Linked DNA regions of Mus musculus: region 1 is linked to region 2. The links are chromatin loops, found by intact Hi-C in ENCODE. Cell type or tissue: left cerebral cortex. All regions are shown on one strand. Each heading gives the region's core, and the rest is flanking DNA. Links, peaks and the distances in the headings are about the cores only. Region 1 overlaps Gm33413 (a long non-coding RNA gene). Region 2 has its middle 27 kb from the start of Gm46787.

Evidence for each region. Peaks named below come from ENCODE experiments on the same cell type or tissue, not always from the same donor. Only the 100,000 strongest peaks of a DNase experiment are listed, where the experiment ranks them.
Region 1: it touches region 2 in a loop (4-fold over the local background); 21 of 42 quality-filtered maps call a loop at or near these places.

Annotation. Positions count from the first base shown.
Region 1 is chr2:168,441,165-168,449,488 of GRCm38, forward strand. Gm33413 (a long non-coding RNA gene) reads left to right here. Exons shown (of 4, transcript XR_867021.1): 2 at 1-140; 3 at 377-422; 4 at 733-1,241. Among named protein-coding and RNA genes, the nearest start is that of Gm33413, 5.8 kb to the left of the region's middle. In left cerebral cortex, for the core only: CTCF peaks have their summits at 540 (motif pointing right) and 4,470 (motif pointing left); a DNase peak (open chromatin) is centred at 4,457; H3K27ac peaks cover 273 bases.
Region 2 is chr2:168,113,534-168,121,857 of GRCm38, forward strand. No RefSeq gene overlaps it. Among named protein-coding and RNA genes, the nearest start is that of Gm46787, 27 kb to the right of the region's middle. In left cerebral cortex, for the core only: CTCF peaks have their summits at 370 (motif pointing left), 1,595 and 3,777; DNase peaks (open chromatin) are centred at 387, 1,588, 3,775, 4,640 and 2 more places; H3K4me3 peaks cover 1,334 bases; H3K27ac peaks cover 877 bases.

The sequences.
Region 1 (8,324 bases), core at 309-8,308, 330 kb after region 2:
ATCTCCAAATGCACATGCTGGCTTCATCCCACAAACGCCACCACAGGCAGCTCCTCCATGAGGTTCCACGGCAGAGGACCCGTGAGACCTCACAGCATCTGCGCGGAGCACTGAAGGCTGAGCCCACATTGCCACCGCAGGTGTCTCCTGGGTCCTGCATGGGTGGGTGCTTTGGTGGCTCTGCGTGGGAAATCCCATTCTGGGCACAAACTCAAGCTTCCCCAGCTGAGCTCGGTTTAGGAGACGAGTCAGAAAGGGACTCTTGGCATGGTGGATGGGTCTTGAGGTTTCTGCCTAGCCCCTCTTGAAGATAAGACCTCAGGGCCCTGGAGGTACTTACTGATGGTGGTTGCCCCGCCTAAACCGAGTCTCTTAGGTGGAGAGTGATCCTGGCCAATCAGCGTATTCTATTCTATAATCAGGTGGGTGATTCCAATGTAAGAAAAGCCAAGATACCGCTCAGTGGGTAGGGCGCTTGCCTGGCTGTCATGAAATCCTGGGCGCTATCTTCAGCATGTGCGTGCAGCGCTTGTGGAGACCAGAAGAGGGCGCCAATGTCAGTGAAGGGATGAGGGGGTCGCAGAAGAACATGGGGTGGGGAGCTAGAGATGAGCGCTCTTGAAAGGAGAACTGAGTCACCTAGGCAATAATGACATCCTGAAGGTGGAGAGCTAGACCACAAAGTTCAAAATCTGCCTGGGGACCTGGCGAACTGACTTCATCTTTCCCCAGACTAGCGGCTGCTGCTTCGCCCTCCTGTAATGATCTGCATGGAGGGGTCTGGAAGCCCGACTGGGGTGGTAAGTAAATGAAGGAGAGCTGGGGTCAGGGGGGCTGTGCGCACTCTGACGGAACCACACCAACCACAGCAACCTGCAAACTGGAACCTCAGAGTGTACAGCGGTGGAGTCACCTAAACTTGCAGGAGAGGTCTCTGTAGATGGGTCGTCTGGGGATACAACGTCCCAGAGGAGGAAGCTGCAATGTCTAGGTTTTTTTTCTTTTTTTCTTTTTTCTTTCCCCCTATACTGGTTGTGGTGGTTTGAATATGCTTGGCCCATAGGGAGTGGCACTGTTAGGAGGTGTGGCCTTGTTGGAGGAAGTGTGTCGCCGTGGAGGTGGGCTTCGAGGTCTCTTCCTATGCTCAGATTCCACCCATTGTGGAAGAGAACTTCCTCCTAGCTGCCCGAGGACCGCAATCTCTCCTGGTTGCCTTTGAATCAAGATGCAGAACTCTCAGCTCCTTCTCCAGCACCATGTCTGCCTGGATGCTGCCATGCTTCCTGCTATGATGATAATAGACTAAACCTCTGAATCTGTAAGCCAGCTCCAATGAAACGTTTGCCTTCATAAGAGTTGCTGTGGTCATGGTGTCTATTCACAATAGCTGAACTCTAAGACTCTTTAATATTCATAAACACTGATTCTAGGACCAAGGGAGAGCTTGGCTTTTCCCAAGCCTGACCCAGGGGTGCCAGTGTCCCACTGGACACAAGGCCTTGGTTGGTGGCATGGCCTTGCCTGTGTCAACAATGCATAGTCACTCAGGGCTACATTGGCTCCCATACCTTCCCTCCTCCCCTTCCTCTGTCCTCCTCCCCTACCTCTGTCCTCCTCCCCTTTCTTTCCCCCTCCCTTCTTCCCCTTTCTCCTCCCCTTCCTCCTCTCCTCCCTCCTCCTCCCGTTTTTTTCTCCCCTCTTTTTTTTTAAAAAATATTTATTTATTTATTTATTTATTTATTATATGTAAGCACACTGTAGCTGTCTTCAGACACACCAGAAGAGGGCATCAGATTTTTGTTATGGATGGTTGTGAGCCACCATGTGGTTACTGGGATTTGAACTTAGGACCTTTGGAAGAACAGTCGGCACTCTTAACCACTGAGCCATCTCACCAGCCCCCTCCTCCCCTCTTTCTTCCCCTTCCTTTTCCCTACCCCTTTTCCTTCCCTTTCTCATCCTCTCTCTGTTCCCTTTCCTCCTTCCCTTTCTTCTCTCTCGCTCCTCCCCTTCCTCCTCTTCTCCCTCCTGAAGTTGGGTTACAGTTGTGACAACCTTTCTCGGGGCAACAGGAAGCTGGGACAGCTGCCTCACCAGCTCTCTGTCCCCCACCCCCACCCAGCCTGGTCCCTGTGCTCTGGGGCCCCACTGCAGGCACACGGCGTGGTCAATGCTGTGGGAACATGTGTGTCACTGCGAGTGGGCTTTGAGGTTTCAAAGATCATTCCAGGTCTATTTCCTTCCCCACCCTGTGTATACATATACATATACTTCATATACATAGACACATACATATACGTGTACACACATGAACATGTGCCATGGAACACATGTGATGGTCAGAGGACAACTTGCAGGAGTCAGTTTTCTTCATCACGTGGATCCTGGAGACTGAACTTGGGTCCAGTGGGAAGCATCTTTACCACCGAGTCATCTCACCAGGCACCACCCCAACCCCTTTTCTCTTTAAAGGGCTCAGCCTCAGGTGTTTTATTATAGCAATGAAAAAATGCTTCCCATCTGGAGCTAAGCTGTAACACCAGGAGAGCCAATCAGGCTGGAGAGGAATGGAGGGGTTTGGAGGATGCTAGCGTGTGGTCACGGAGAATGGATTCTCTCCACGTTTATGCTTAAGACTTAACACATGGCTTAAACCATGTCATAATTTACAAAAATGTTCTAAACCTTTCTTAATGTTATTCTTGCACATTTCAAACAAGGCAAAATCCCTTGAGGCTATTGTTAACTATAAAATCCAGATCTGCATTTTCACGAGGCCCCTTCTTTTTATTGATTTGTTTGTTTGTTTGTTCCTGCGACGGTGCTCCCTAGTAGCCGAGGCTGGCCTGGGACTCAGGCTCCTCCTGCCTTATCCTCCTGAATGCTGTGAGTATGGGCATGTCCCCCACGTCCACCATCCTGGTGGGAGTCATTTTTCTCACAGTACCAGCTACAGAGTACCCAGAGTACCCACGGAGCACTCACTGCCGTGTTCACTTAGGAGTCTGAACTTGAGGAAGGCAGTAAATCTTTGTTAACGTCCCTCTTCTTCTCTTCAGAGGCAGCTCATTGGGGAAACAAGGTTTCACTCCGGAGCTAAAGAGGAGCCGCAGGCAGCCAGAGCCTTCATGTGTGCTGCTGTGATCTTCAGAGGGACTCTGCCTGATTCAATTAAAAGCTCCCCGGGGTGAGGTTAATGCCAGGCATCAAATCCAAGTAGATGGATGGAGACCTCTGAGAATATGGGCTGTGTAGGGGAGGGAGGGCGGAAACAGGGAGAAGGAATGCCACCAGCAGCCACCAGCCGCCACCAGCAACACAGCACCACTGACTGCTTATTGGTTCTGGTGAATTCTTTATCACACACACACACACACACACACACACACACACACGCTTGTGAGCTCCATGGCATGCTTGTGGGGGTCAGAGGACAATTTGTGGGAGCTGATGTTTCTCCTTTCAGTTTGTGGGTCCTGGGGATTGAACTCAGAGTATCCAGCTTGGCTGCAAGCGCCCTTACTCACTGAGCCATCTTGCCAGCCCCTGGTGATTTTTTTTTTTTTTTTTTTTTTTTTTTTTTTTTGGTTTTTCGAGACAGGGTTTCTCTGTGTAGCCTTGGCTGTCCTGAAACTCACTCTGTAGAGTGAGTAGGGGGCTCCTGAAGGAAGGACAACACACTTAAACATCCCACTAAAATTCCTGTGATCCTGTCTAACTGCATTGCGACTTCCAGAAACAGGTCTGACTGAGAATAAGAAAGGTCGTTTGCTCTGTCAGAGGCGAGGAGAGAAGCTGAGGGCCAGTGGGTTAGGGTCTCTGGGGAGGGCTCTGCAGTGAGCTGAGAGGAAATCAGGAACCACTGCTTGGATATCAGCTCAAGAACTTCCTAGACAGAGGAACCAGTGTCCAGTCACTCTGTGGCTGCTTTGCCTCTGGTCCTTGACATATTGGGTCTCAGTGTCACCCAGTTGCCCTGTGATTCAAGAGGGTGGTGACATGTGGGGGTGGGGGTGCTGTGGAGGTTGGTAGGGGAAGGAATGGGGGTGGTATCTATTGCCTTAGCCAAGCGGACAGCGAGTCTTTTCCAGAAGCCCCAGACAGTTACATAGGGTCACAGGGCATCTCAGGCAGGGGGCAGAGCATTCAGCAAGGGTCCGGTCCCTGTCAATCATAACTCATCGCACAAGCTGGGCTCCTTGCCCTGATGTGACCCAGCAGGACACTAAGAACAGGAGAAAGCAGTGATGAGCTCTCTGGGCCTGCAGAGAAAGCATCACACATAAGGAGGCAAGGTCCTAGCACATTAGCCTCTTGCCCAAAGCACAACAAGAACACCCACAGCAGTGGTGGCTGTCCCTAGAGGGCAGGTCCCAGGCCAGGCTCCCCTGAGAAGGGTCCCTGTGTAGCTGTGTGGAGAGAAGTCGGCACCTCCAGGCTTTGTCGGAAAGGTACGTTCGCCCTCTGGTGGCCACTCAGAGGAAGCGCTCATCCTTCCAAGTACTGTGGTTAAGTGGCAGACCTACAGCCCTTCTGGGATCACCAAGGTTTAGGAGACTTAGAAATGCACTAGCCCTAACCAGGACAGGCACCTACTGTGTGCCGAGTTCTCCCACCTCTGCCAGTTTGGTACCTCTTTTCTCTTCACTTTAAAGGGCAGAACTGTTTGCCCAGCACTATCAGGACAGGAAACGGAGTCTCCGTCAACCTCTTGTAGAGACTGTGTGTCCAGGCTTGGATCTGCAGGACCACCTAACCAGGGGAGGTTGCTTCCACTGTGAGCTCTACTTCTTTTTAAGTGTGTTTATATGAATCTCTTCAGCTAAAATGTCGTCAGGTTATCAGGCATCCATGGATGGAGTTTGGGGACCGTAAAAACTGAATGTAAAACCCACTGACTCTCCACACTTTCCTTGGCTATACCCATCAGATGGGCAGGGGTGTGGGGCCCCCCCGGAAGGCAGGAGCCTCCCACTGCACCTGGGCTATGGAAGGGGCGGGGTGGAATTGGTTAAAGGATGTTTGTCCCCAAAGCTTGTCCTAACTGACTTGTAATGAGCTTGCATTTTGCATAAATCAGCTTTTGTTTAGATCTGGGGATGTCTTGGTTTTGACACCTAATCAGGACATCTCTCTCGAGATGGAGGCAGCCTGCTTCATTTTGTAAGGAGGTTTTATTCTTCCTTTGTTGTTGTTGTTGAGAGGGGTTGTCGTGTTGTGGTGAGTATTTGTTTCTTGTTCCCTGAGGCTACTTTGGTGCTGACTGCTCGGTGATGGAGCACTTGCCCCGACACCTTAAGACTGGGGTCCAGAATTAGGACCACTCAACGACAGACAAGCAGAAGTCCCTATGGGGCTGAGACCATGGCCAGGCTTGGGTACAAGACCTTCCAAAAGATGTGGCTTAGTGACTGAGTGACCAGCAACATCTCTAGGTTTCAGGGCTCTCCCAGAAACTCTTGGCCTGATTGAGGCAGGACCCTGGCACATCTGGGTGGTGCCTTCTGCTGTTCTTGGCCCTCCCTTCCCTCTACCACTCCCTCCAGACAACCCCCCTCCAGATACCCTCCCCCCTCCAGAACCCTCCCCCTCCAGATACCCTCCCCCCTCCAGACACCCTCCCCCTCCAGACACCCTCCCCCTCCAGAATCCCTCCTCCTTGAGACACCCTCCCCCCTCCTGACACCCTCCCCCTCCAGATACCTTCCCCCCTTTAGACACCCTTCCCATCCAGACACCCTCCCCCCCTTCCAGAACCCTCCCCCCTTTAGACACCCTTCCTATCCAGAACCCTCCCCTCTCCAGACACCCTCTTCCTTTTTGTTTTTTTTTTGTTTTGTTTTTTTTTGTTTTTTTTGTTTTTTTGAGACAGGGTTTCTCTGTGTAGCCCTGGCTGTCCTGGAACTCACTTTGTAGACCAGGCTGGCCTCGAACTCAGAAATCCGCCTGCCTCTGCCTCCCGAGTACTGGGATTAAAGGCGTGCGCCACCCCACCCTGCTCCTGCTCTTCCTCTAATCCCTATTTTTTTATTTTGAGACAGGGTCTCATTATGTAGCCCAGGGTGACCTCAAAATTGCAATCCTCCTGCCTCAACCTCCTGGGTTGCTGAGGCCAGGTATGTGCCACCCCAGCAGGGCCCTCCTTTCAGGATACCTGCAGCCCAATCCTATTTTGGTGGCTCCAACTTCCAGACCCACCACAAACACCTGTGCAAACACAACCCCAGGTGGCCCAATGACATCACAGTCGACCCCAGCACACACCGCCTGGCCCCATTGCTTGTTGGAATGAACCCAGTTGTAGTGGATCATAGCCTCAGCCATCACTTTGTTGTCTGCTGAGTCCCCTGACAGGACCACACAGTCCCTATAGCTAGAGCCTGCACTTTTATTAAGTGCCGAGACCACATGAGGAACAGGCTGAGGCTCCTTCCCCACCCATTCCGGAACGCAAAGCCGCCCCTGTGAGGCTACTCACTCTTCTGCTACTGGCTATGGTTCAGTCCTGGAGGTGCAGGGAAGCCCACTAATGTCCACACCCTGTGGTGAATCCCAAACCCAGAAGATGAAGGTCATTAAGCCTTGTCTAAGAAGGGGAGGAGCTTACCCAGGGTCACGTGGCTCCTGCAGGCTCCCCAGCTGGGGATTTGGCCAGCAGCCAGCCTGGCAGAGACTATGGGGGTCTGGAGAGAGGTCACTTTTCCCTTCTGCCTCAGGCCATCTCAGCAGGGTGTCCAGAGGTCACATCCCTTCTGCCCACAAAAAACTGCAGACCTGGCTGATGTGACATTGGCCCATATTCTGTAAATATTAGCATTTTTTATTCCTGTATTACTCTACTAGTTCCTTTAGCTCTGTGTGCTGGCAGCCTGCGGCTTTTGGACAGAAAGCCACTGATTGGTCAGTTGAGTGTTTGGAGTCTAATTTAACCCGTGTAGTTCAAACTCACACAGGCACATCCTCCAAGGCTCCCCAACCCCACCAATGTCCTGGAAAAGCTCACTCACTCATGGTATGCAGGAGGCAGGCAGGAGGATGTGTCCCAGGGCCTGTGTGTGGCAGAGCAAGGCTGGAAACCACCCAAGCACAGCCAGAGGAGGTGGAGAGTGCCTTGGACACACTGACAGCCTAACCGAAGACCAGATACACGCCTTCCCAGAGAGAGTCTAAAGATCACTTCAGATGGCACGGAGCAGAGAATGGGGTCTCTGTGTACTCACATACACATGCATGCACACACCCATGTACCTGCACACACACATGCATGTATACACCCACCTGCACGCACACACACACACACACACACACGTATACACCCACATGCATGTACACACATATGCACACACATGCACACACTTGCATGCACACACATACCTGCACACCCATATCTGATCACACCTACCTGCTCACAAACCTACACAAACATACATGCATACACGTACATGCACACACACATTTGCACATAAGCACTCTCTATGTGGAAAGGCAAAGCTGCACTTCTGGACTTGCCCCTTCTGTGGTAGTGGGCAGAATTCACCCACAGGGCTTTATCGTCCTGCTTTGTCTCTGAGTAAATCAATAAGGGCCAGACACAGTGACAGAATGACACAGGGCAGAGGTCTGTGAGCTGAAGACAGTGAGACAGGAGGATTGCAAGTTTGAAGCTGGTAAGAGAAGGGAAGGAAGGGAAAGAAAGGGGAACCATGGGCACTAGGAATTCCCTGGAGCCCCTAGCAGAACCAAATTCTATCATTTTTTATTACATTTATTTACTGTGTATGAGTGGGGGCTCATAGGTGTTACCCAGTGTGAGTGGAGGTCAGAGGACAGCCTGTAAGTTCTCTTCTCCCACTATGTGGGACCTGGGATCAAACTGGGTCACCAGGTTTAGCAGCAGGCAAGTTTACCCACTGAGCCCCACATCTCTCTAGAGCTGTGCTGTGGTGGGTCTGTAGGAAGGAAACCGAGGCTGCCCTTCTGGGAGCAAGACAACACTGAGGGCATTTAGAGGGTCCACGCCCCCTCCCCCAGCCTGGGACAAGGGAACTGTTGGACCTTCAAAACAGATGCTGTCTTCAGAGCCAGGTGTGGCGTGTCCTCATGACATTGTACCTTTAATCCCAGCACTTAGGGCAGAAGCAGGCAGATCTCTGAGTTCAAGACCAGCCTGGTTTATATAGCAAGTTTCAGGCCATCCAGTCCCAATCAATTAACCAATAAGCAATAAGCAAATAAACAAATAAATAATTGGTGGTCATTGTGAGTGGCTTCCTTGTACCAGAGAGCAAGTCCAGGCTCCCACAATGCCCTGTGTGACAGGCCCT
Region 2 (8,324 bases), core at 22-8,021:
GAGTTTACTAGGGTTTCAAGTAGGCACCTAGGCACCCCCAAACCAGCTGCTGAGTCACTAAACTGCCTCAGCCTGGTATGTGGGATACTTTTCTGTTGCTGTGGTAAAACACCATGACCAAAGCCACTTAAGGAAGAGGGAAGGGTTTGCCTTTCTTCCAGAGGGTGGGTCGCAGTGGCCATAGGAGGCCAGAGCTTAGAGATCGAGTCTCAACTGCACACAGGAAACAGGAAGAGCAAACTGGAAGCGGGGTGAGACTGTACCCCTCAAAATCCACGCCAACTGATAAACTTCCTCCAGCAGGGCTGTGCCTCCTAAAGGTTCCATAGCTCCCACCACAGTGCCACCAACTGGAGAACAAAGTGTTCATGAGCCTGTGGGGGAGGGGACCCTTTGGTGATGTCGTCCCTCCTCCCTGTGGCTGCATGGAGCCCTTGCAGTTAACTGCCCATCCTCTATATGATCTTTTCTTTTCTTGTTTCCTTTTCTTTCCCCAAACAAGGTTTCTCTATATACTCCTGACTATCCTGGACTTGCTTTGTAGACAAGGCTAGCCCCAAACTTACAGAAATCCACCTGCCTCTGCCCCCTGAGTGCTGGGTTTAAATGTGTGTGCCACCATTCCTGGCTTCTACACACTCTCACTGATTAGCTATGAAGATGACCACAATGCTCAATCTCTCCAGGCCTGTTTCCACCTCCATTCAATGGAGACATTGCAGGGCTGATGTTCACGCTGGTGTGATGGGAACCCAGCAATCTGGGAATAGTGCCCGGCACACAGTGACACACACTTGGGCCACCAACGTGATGACACTTGCAGAGCCTAGAAGTGCCACAGCTGAGCAAGCCCAGAACCTGGCACAAGGGACTAACTCCAGTGTCATCCAAAACTCAAAGCTAAGGCCACATCCCACAGCAACTAACTCACAGTGTCAGGATTCCACCTGAACAAGGTCTGTAGCCAACAATTCCTGGGAATTACATGATGGAAGGAGAGAATGGACACCCTCCCCACACAAAAATGTCCTGATTTTCACACGTGTACGTACACACACACACTCCTCCCCTCCCCCAACAATACGTAAATCCAATGAAAGTTTAAATACACACATAAAAAAAGAATTTTCACTGTGTTCACAATTTGTGTGTTTCTCCTCTCTTTGAAATAGGATCATATATGTATCAAGGCCTCAAACTTGATATGTACCCTAGAACGTCCTTGAATCTCCGATTCTCCTGCCTCCACCTAAACCGGGGGCATAACTGTCCTGCACCACCGCAGGCAGGGCTTAGGCCTGGATGCTGAAAGGCAGATCGACCACTGTGTGCCATGAGGTGAAGCCCAAAGATGCGGGAATGGAAGGACGTGACCTGGGGCCCAGCTCAGGGTTCCCGGGAGTCTCCACGCTGGGCAGAGGCTGGGCAGGCACCCCCAACTCCCCCCTACACACACCCCACTTATCACCACCCCACCCCCACTCCCATCTCCAGGCCTTGCTGGGGCCCCGCCCCCACCCACAGAGACCTAGTCTAAAACCGGCTGCAGTTCTAAGACAGCTTGGGCGCCAGAGGGAGCTCCAAGGGACTGGACTGGCTTCTTCCCGCAGCTGGTTCAAACTGGTTTGGGCAGGGTGCGGCCTCTGCAGGCTGCATTCCAGGCCTCTGGCTAGCAGCGCATTCCAGGCCTTTCCAGGACCACTTGGGGTAGAACCTGGGGACCATAGCCTTGAGTCCTCTAAGAGGCTAGACCCTGTGCGAATTCAGCTCTTTGTTTAAAATCTTTCCTGCGGCCTTGGGCAGGGTCCTTGGCTTAGGACCTTCACCAGGTGAAGCCCTGAGTGGGGGTGTGTCAAAACCAATTAGTGACTGACTTGGTAGAAAAAGGGCAGGACAGCTCCCCATTTCTCCTGGGTCCCCAGTTCAAAAAGTGGGTTGGGACACGGGATTCCAGAAACACAGTGATTTCTGGCTTCCCAGATCCTTTAGAGTGTGACAACTTCTCCAGAAATTGACAATTTCCCTAAGCCTAGCCCGGGCTAACTTCAAACATACAGGTACCAGGGAATCACCTCAAACCTTGATCCTCCCGCCTCTCCCTCCCAAAAGTACTCTTAAAGTTTGGTTATAACGAACTTCAAAGAAACTGGCCTTCCAGATATCCAAACCTTTAGTGCACTCTCCCCAACTTCCTCTCTCACCCCCAAATTACCACCTTGCTGAATGAAACTTCAATCCAGTTCCCGCCTTTCCTAGGCCTCATGGCCAGGCTACAGCTGAACCAACGCAGTATAGGCAGCGCCTGGTGACCATGGGACACCCTGCCAAGCCTCAGCCCTCGCTCACCTCCCCTAGCCTTTCTTCTGGTTGTCCACCCAGTGGCTTTTGCCACTCAGTGCTGCTGGCCAACCAAGGCCAGCCTGGGCTCTTCCAGCAGTTCCCAGCCCTGGCAGGCTTGCTAGAGGGGGGTGGGGGTGGGGGTGACTCGTGAAAGAACTCAGAACTAGACATGTCATAGCTATGATGGATGAATGGATGGATGGATGGATGGCCATGTGTGGTCTCAGTGGATTCCCTTTCTAAGTGCCTGGTACCCAAGGCACTGCCAAGAATTTCCCAGAAGATGCTGGGCAGAGAGCTGGAGAGTCTGGATGGATGTGGAAAATCAGTCACACTTCCAGAAGTGGGGAGCCAGCAGCCCCAGGGCACGCAAAAGCCAGATGGAGCCAGTTTAGATTGCTCTGGAGGGTTGTCAGATAGAAGATGAACTCACACACACAGCAGGGAAGGATCAGGGTGGTGGGTATTTATTTCCAACCCTAAGACCAGCCCGTTTAAAAATAAACATAATATTTTAAAAGGCATCAGCTAGAAATTCAAAACTAGACTATGGTCTGGTCCTCTCCCCTTTGAGCTTCCCCGTTTGTATTGGAAGGAGGGCCTCCTCCTTGGCCCAGGCACTGCAGAATTTGGGTGAGCCTCCCAGCCTGGGTGTGTCAAATTTATCACCTATTCATTCATATTCATTCTCTCTCTCTCTCTCTCTCTCTCTCTCTCCCTTTGCCCCCCCCCGCACCCCCTGTCTTTCTTTTTGGGAGCCACTAAGTCTAGCCCACTCACTTCACCAGAGTCCCAGAATCCCATCTTTGCCCCACCCTGCCCGTCCCCACAGCTTTCCCAAATATGTTATATTTTTATGTGTGTCACGTTTACTAATTAGTGTGTGTGTACATGTGTGTAGGCCACATGTGCCAGCACAGGTGTATAGAGCTCAGAGGACAACCTCAAGGAGTCAGTTCTCTGCGTCCACTCAAGGGTCATGGGGGGTCTATTTCAGGTCCTCAGACTCGACCTGCAACACCTTTCCTCTCTGAGCCATTTTATTTTGTAGGATGGGGTTGGAGCTTATTTTAAAAGCTGTGAAGACGGACACGCGCGCACACACACACACAAATAACTGTAAAACAAATAAAAATCTGACTTGGAGAGGAAGAGATGAGCTACCTACCCCTCCTCAAGGCTTTCCAAGATCTCCTGTAGCCCAGGGTGGTGTCGAACCTAACCCACTATGTAACTAAGGATAACGACTCTTGATCCTCCTGCTTCTATCTGGGAAGTGCTGTGAGGCACAGCACCCGGTCTGATTAAAAACCTCCCTGTGGGTTTTTAACCTGCAGCCAGAGCTGGTTTACAGCCGCTCTCCTAGGCTGTTGGGGATGCAACGCGAGAGCGCAGCACCCGAGCTTCCCGCGTTGTGGCCGCTGCAGAGCGCGGTGCTGCCACTGGGCGGCGCTGCTCGCTCGGCCGGCGGCCGGCCCAGCGACCGCACCTGCTCCGCCTCCGCCAGGCCGACCTCCGGGCTATGGCACCAGGTCAGGGCAGGGCATCCTTCTGGACGCCGATCAGCTTGAGCCGGTGAGCACTGGGGCACGCGAGTTCGCGCTCTCCCTGACTCCGGAGTCTGAGGCGGAGGTAAGGGCGGTGGGTGCGGAGGGGCAGCGCGGTCTCCAGCTTGGGGATCGTGGCCCTGAACCCGGAGAGACTTCGACTTCACCGCGCCATCAACGGGGGCGGGGACAGGAGGTCGCCTTTCCGGATCCCTGCCCTCCTGGGGCTATCCAGAGATGCTTCTGCCCCAGTGGTAGCCAACCAAGGCCCATCCCCTCCTGGGTCCACCACACCTCCACCCAAGTCCCGTCCCCACCCGGGGCCCATATTCCCCCTCCCAACCCGTTCCCATTCCCACCCATCTCCCTTGGTCTCATACTCACCCTGGTCCCACCCCTACCCAGGGCCGGTATCCCCTTCCCCAGTCTTATCTCCACCCAGATCCCATCCCCACCTGGGACCTCTGGCCATCCCTACTTGGAGCCCAATCTTATCTGGGACCCACCCCACAAGAGTCTCATCTCCATGCAGGGACCCCAGCGTCCCCAGGTTTCCAGTGCACAGGGCTGAGAACGCCCAGAGCTACCACCCTGTGCCACGTAGGGCCATAGAGGGGCCCTGGAGACGCCACCTTGGCGCATAGTCCCTGCAGGGTCTCAGCCCCCTCAGCTCCTCTCGGCTGAGCCAGATGCCTGGAGCGGTGTGTGGGTTCCAGGAAGCCCCGAGGCGGCGGGCAGCTATGGTTGCTAAGAAAAAGAAGAAGAAGAAAAAAAAAATACCGCGTGAGTCCTGGTCGTATTTTCTATTTTAAACGCATAAACACAAAGTAGATCTAAAACTAGAGACTCCAGCTGTGGCGGGCGGTCTGTCTAGGTGTAGGGAAAAAAAAAAAAAGTTACCTACCCAAGTTCTCCACTCGGCTTCTTTTAAGACCCCCCACAGTGGTGCAGGCAGTTGGTAGATGCTCGCAAGACCCCTTCTCGGAAAATCGGGGGCTAAGCTTGTACTTAGATGTACAAGGTGTAGAATTCTCATCTGCACAAGGCTCTAAGTACCATTCCAGCATTCTCAAATTCTCTCTCTCTCTCTCTCTCTCTCTCTCTCTCTCTCTCTCTCTCACACACACACACACACACACACACACACACACACACACACCAGGAGAGAAATAGCTGTTAATTTGAAGGTCTGACTCAGCTCACTGTCAGAACACGTACTTGCCTAGCAAACTGCAGGCCCCTCCATCCAGCAGTGTAAGTGGAGGAGAGAAGAGAGAAGGCTCCAAGTAAAGAGCATTTGCTGCTCCTGCAGAGGCCCGGGTTCTGTTCCCAGCACCCACAATGGTGACCTACAGCTGCCTGTAACCTCAGCTACAGGGGTGTCCGATACCTTCTTCTGGCCTCCATGACACACAGACAAGTGAGCACACACAAAAGTATTTTTTAAAAATAAATTAATAGGCTGGGTGTGGTGGTGCACGCCTTTAAACCCAGCACTTGGGAGGCAGAGACAGGCGGATTTCTGAGTTCGAGGCCAGCCTGGTCTACAGAGTGAGTTCCAGGAGAGCCAGGACTACACAGAGAAACTCTGTCTCGAAAAACCAAAAATAAATAAATAAATAAATAAATAAAATTAATAAAACAAACCTTTCTAGTCTGGAGATCTGTCCTTGCAGAGGTCCTGCGCTGGGGCAGAGCCGACGTTCTTGCAGGTGGAGAAGACAGTTGCTGGTAGAAGAGGCGCCATTGAGGTGGGAGCTGAGATGGTCGGTGGAGGTGGGGCGGGGCGAGCCGGGGCGAGTGGGGACAGAGCTGCGTAGGCACCTGGCACCTCTTCCCCAGGACAGAGGCACCTAGTTGGCAGGCAGCTTACTAGTTCCACATTTTCTCCTTCTCTTACTTCCTCTTTGGGGGACAAAGAGTTCAGAGGAGGTCTCTGGAAGCTCACGTGCCGGCAGGGGGGCCAGCCAGGTGTTTGAAGAGGGAAGTGGCTCCCCAGCTCCTGCCCGCTTGGCCAGATATGGCCAGACTGCCTTGTTTTTGCTAGGACAAGGATTCGTTTGTCTCGTTGGAGATTGAGGTTCCCCAGAGCACAACAGCCAATATCTCCATCCCGTCCACTACTCATACTTTGTCTAGTCCATCACTGTCCTCTTTCTCTTTCTTTCTTTCTTTCTTTCTTTCTTTCTTTCTTTCTTTCTTTCTTTCTTTCTTTCTTTCTTTCTTTCTTTCTTTCTTTCTTCTTTCCTTCCTTCCTTTCCTTCTTTCTTTTCTCTCTCTCTCTCTCTCTCTTTCTTTCTTTCTTTCTTCCTTCCTTCCTTCCTTCCTTTCCTTCTTTCTTTTCTCTCTTTCTCTCTCTTTCTTTCTTTCTTTCTTTCTTTCTTTCTTCCTTTCTTTCTTGTTTTTTTTCGAGACAGGGTTTGGACGTGTAGCCCTGGCTGTCCTGGAACTCACTTTGTAGACCAGGCTGGCCTCGATCCCAGAAATCCACCTGCCTCTCCCTCCCGAGTGCTGGGATTAAAGGCATGCGCCACCACGCCCGGCTCTTTCTTGTTATTTTTCAGTATCACCAGTGTATCCTGGAACTCCTTCTATAGACTAGGCTTGCCTTGAACTCACAGAGGTCCTCCTGCCTCTGCCTCCTGAGTTCTGGGGTCCAAGGCTTGCCCCACAGCACCTGGCTGCTCTGCTCTAACTGAAGGTCTGGGGAGGCGCTAATGCAGATAGGTTGGGAGGTTAATTGAAAAGGGGCCCATCTACACAGCTAGTAACTCTTTATTCATGGTGGGGTGAGACCTTCAAAGTAGATGCTTTGGGGTGGCCCGCTTTCCAGACAGTAACCCCTCATCCTTGCTCTGTAAGTCAGCCAACTGGCTCCCAGGGTGAGCTTTGATTTGTCGTTGGGACCTCGGGAGAGGAGTATGCACATCGTTTCCATCTCACAAGAGAACCAAGTGACCAGGAAGGGAAGAAATGAAGGACCGGGGACATTCTCACACCCATGGTCTTTGCTTGAGGGGGCAGAGAGGGCTGAAAACTCTGGGACCTCTGAGAAGCTCACTTGTGACATGTATTCTGGAGACAGGATTCGGCGCTGTGTTAGATCACTTCCTGTATTCAGGGGGTCCCATTTAGTGAGGCTTTTTTTGTTGTTGTTGTTTTATTTTTGTTTTTTGAAATAGGGTCTCATGATATAGTCCCTGGTTAGCCTAGAACTCACCATGTAGCTGAAGATGGTCCTTGAACTCCTGATCCTCCTGCCTCTACCTCCCCGGTGCTGGGATTGCAGGTGTGTGCCCGCACACCTGGTTCTCCGTTTGTTTTAAGGTTGGTGGCCCACTCCCGGAATTCCAACACTTAGGAAGTGTGATTGCAAGTTAGAGGCCATCCTAGTCTACAAGTCTACATAGTGAGTTACAGGCTAGCCAGGGCTCCACAGCAAAACTCTCAGCCACCATCCTCAGTGGCTGATACCACTTCCCTTATGTGGAGGCTGCTTCCACTTGCTGTTTGCTGCTTGCTTCTGCTTTTTAATTACTAAGATTACAAGAAGACTTGGAAGTGTTTGTTTAAACCATACAAGGTTGTTTGAATGGGAATGGTCCCATAGGCGCACAGGCAGTGGTAGTATCAGGGGGTGTGGTTTTGTTGGAGTGGGTGTGGTTTTGTTAGAGTGGGCGTGGCCTTACAGGAGGAAGTGCCTCACTGAGGGTGGGCTTTGGGGTTTCAAATGCTCAGGCCTGGCCCGGGGTGTCTCTCTCTTCCTGCTGCATGCAGATCTGGATGCAGGATTCTCAATTACTTCTTCAGCAGCCATGTCTGCCTGCCTGCAAACCTCCATGCTTCCTACCAAAACCATAACGAACTAAACCCTTGAACCTGTAGGCCAGTCCCAATGAAATATTTTCCTTTATAAGAGTTTCTGTGGTCATGGCATCTCTTCACAGCAACAAAACCCTAAGACACCATGGAAACATAAATTAGCCAAAGACTAATTTTGCTTTGTATGGCAAGAGAAATATGAGCCAGGGTGTGTCTTTGTGGAACCATTAATTTGCAAACCATTAATTTGGAAGGACTAGGGTGTGTCTTGCTCTGTGACCCACTGGCCTTGGGGCATTCCAGTTTTAGGTGTTGGGTTAGAAAGCTTCCAGTGAGACAAGTGGGTAGAGAGACTCTAAAAGCCAGAGGTCAAGAAGGACCAGAGCCAAACAGTGTCCTCTGGACAGGACAAGACCCTGGACTGGGGATTACCTGCCCAGAACCTGCACAAGATGAAGCGATGAAGAGGCTCACAACCTCCACTCCTAGCTGAGAAGTTACTGGAACTTGATTTCTGCTGGGGCAGCTGTTGGCATCTGGTAGGTCTCCCAGGATCCAGTGGCTGTCCCCACACATACTGGTGAGTATACAATACAATATACAATCCAATGGAAC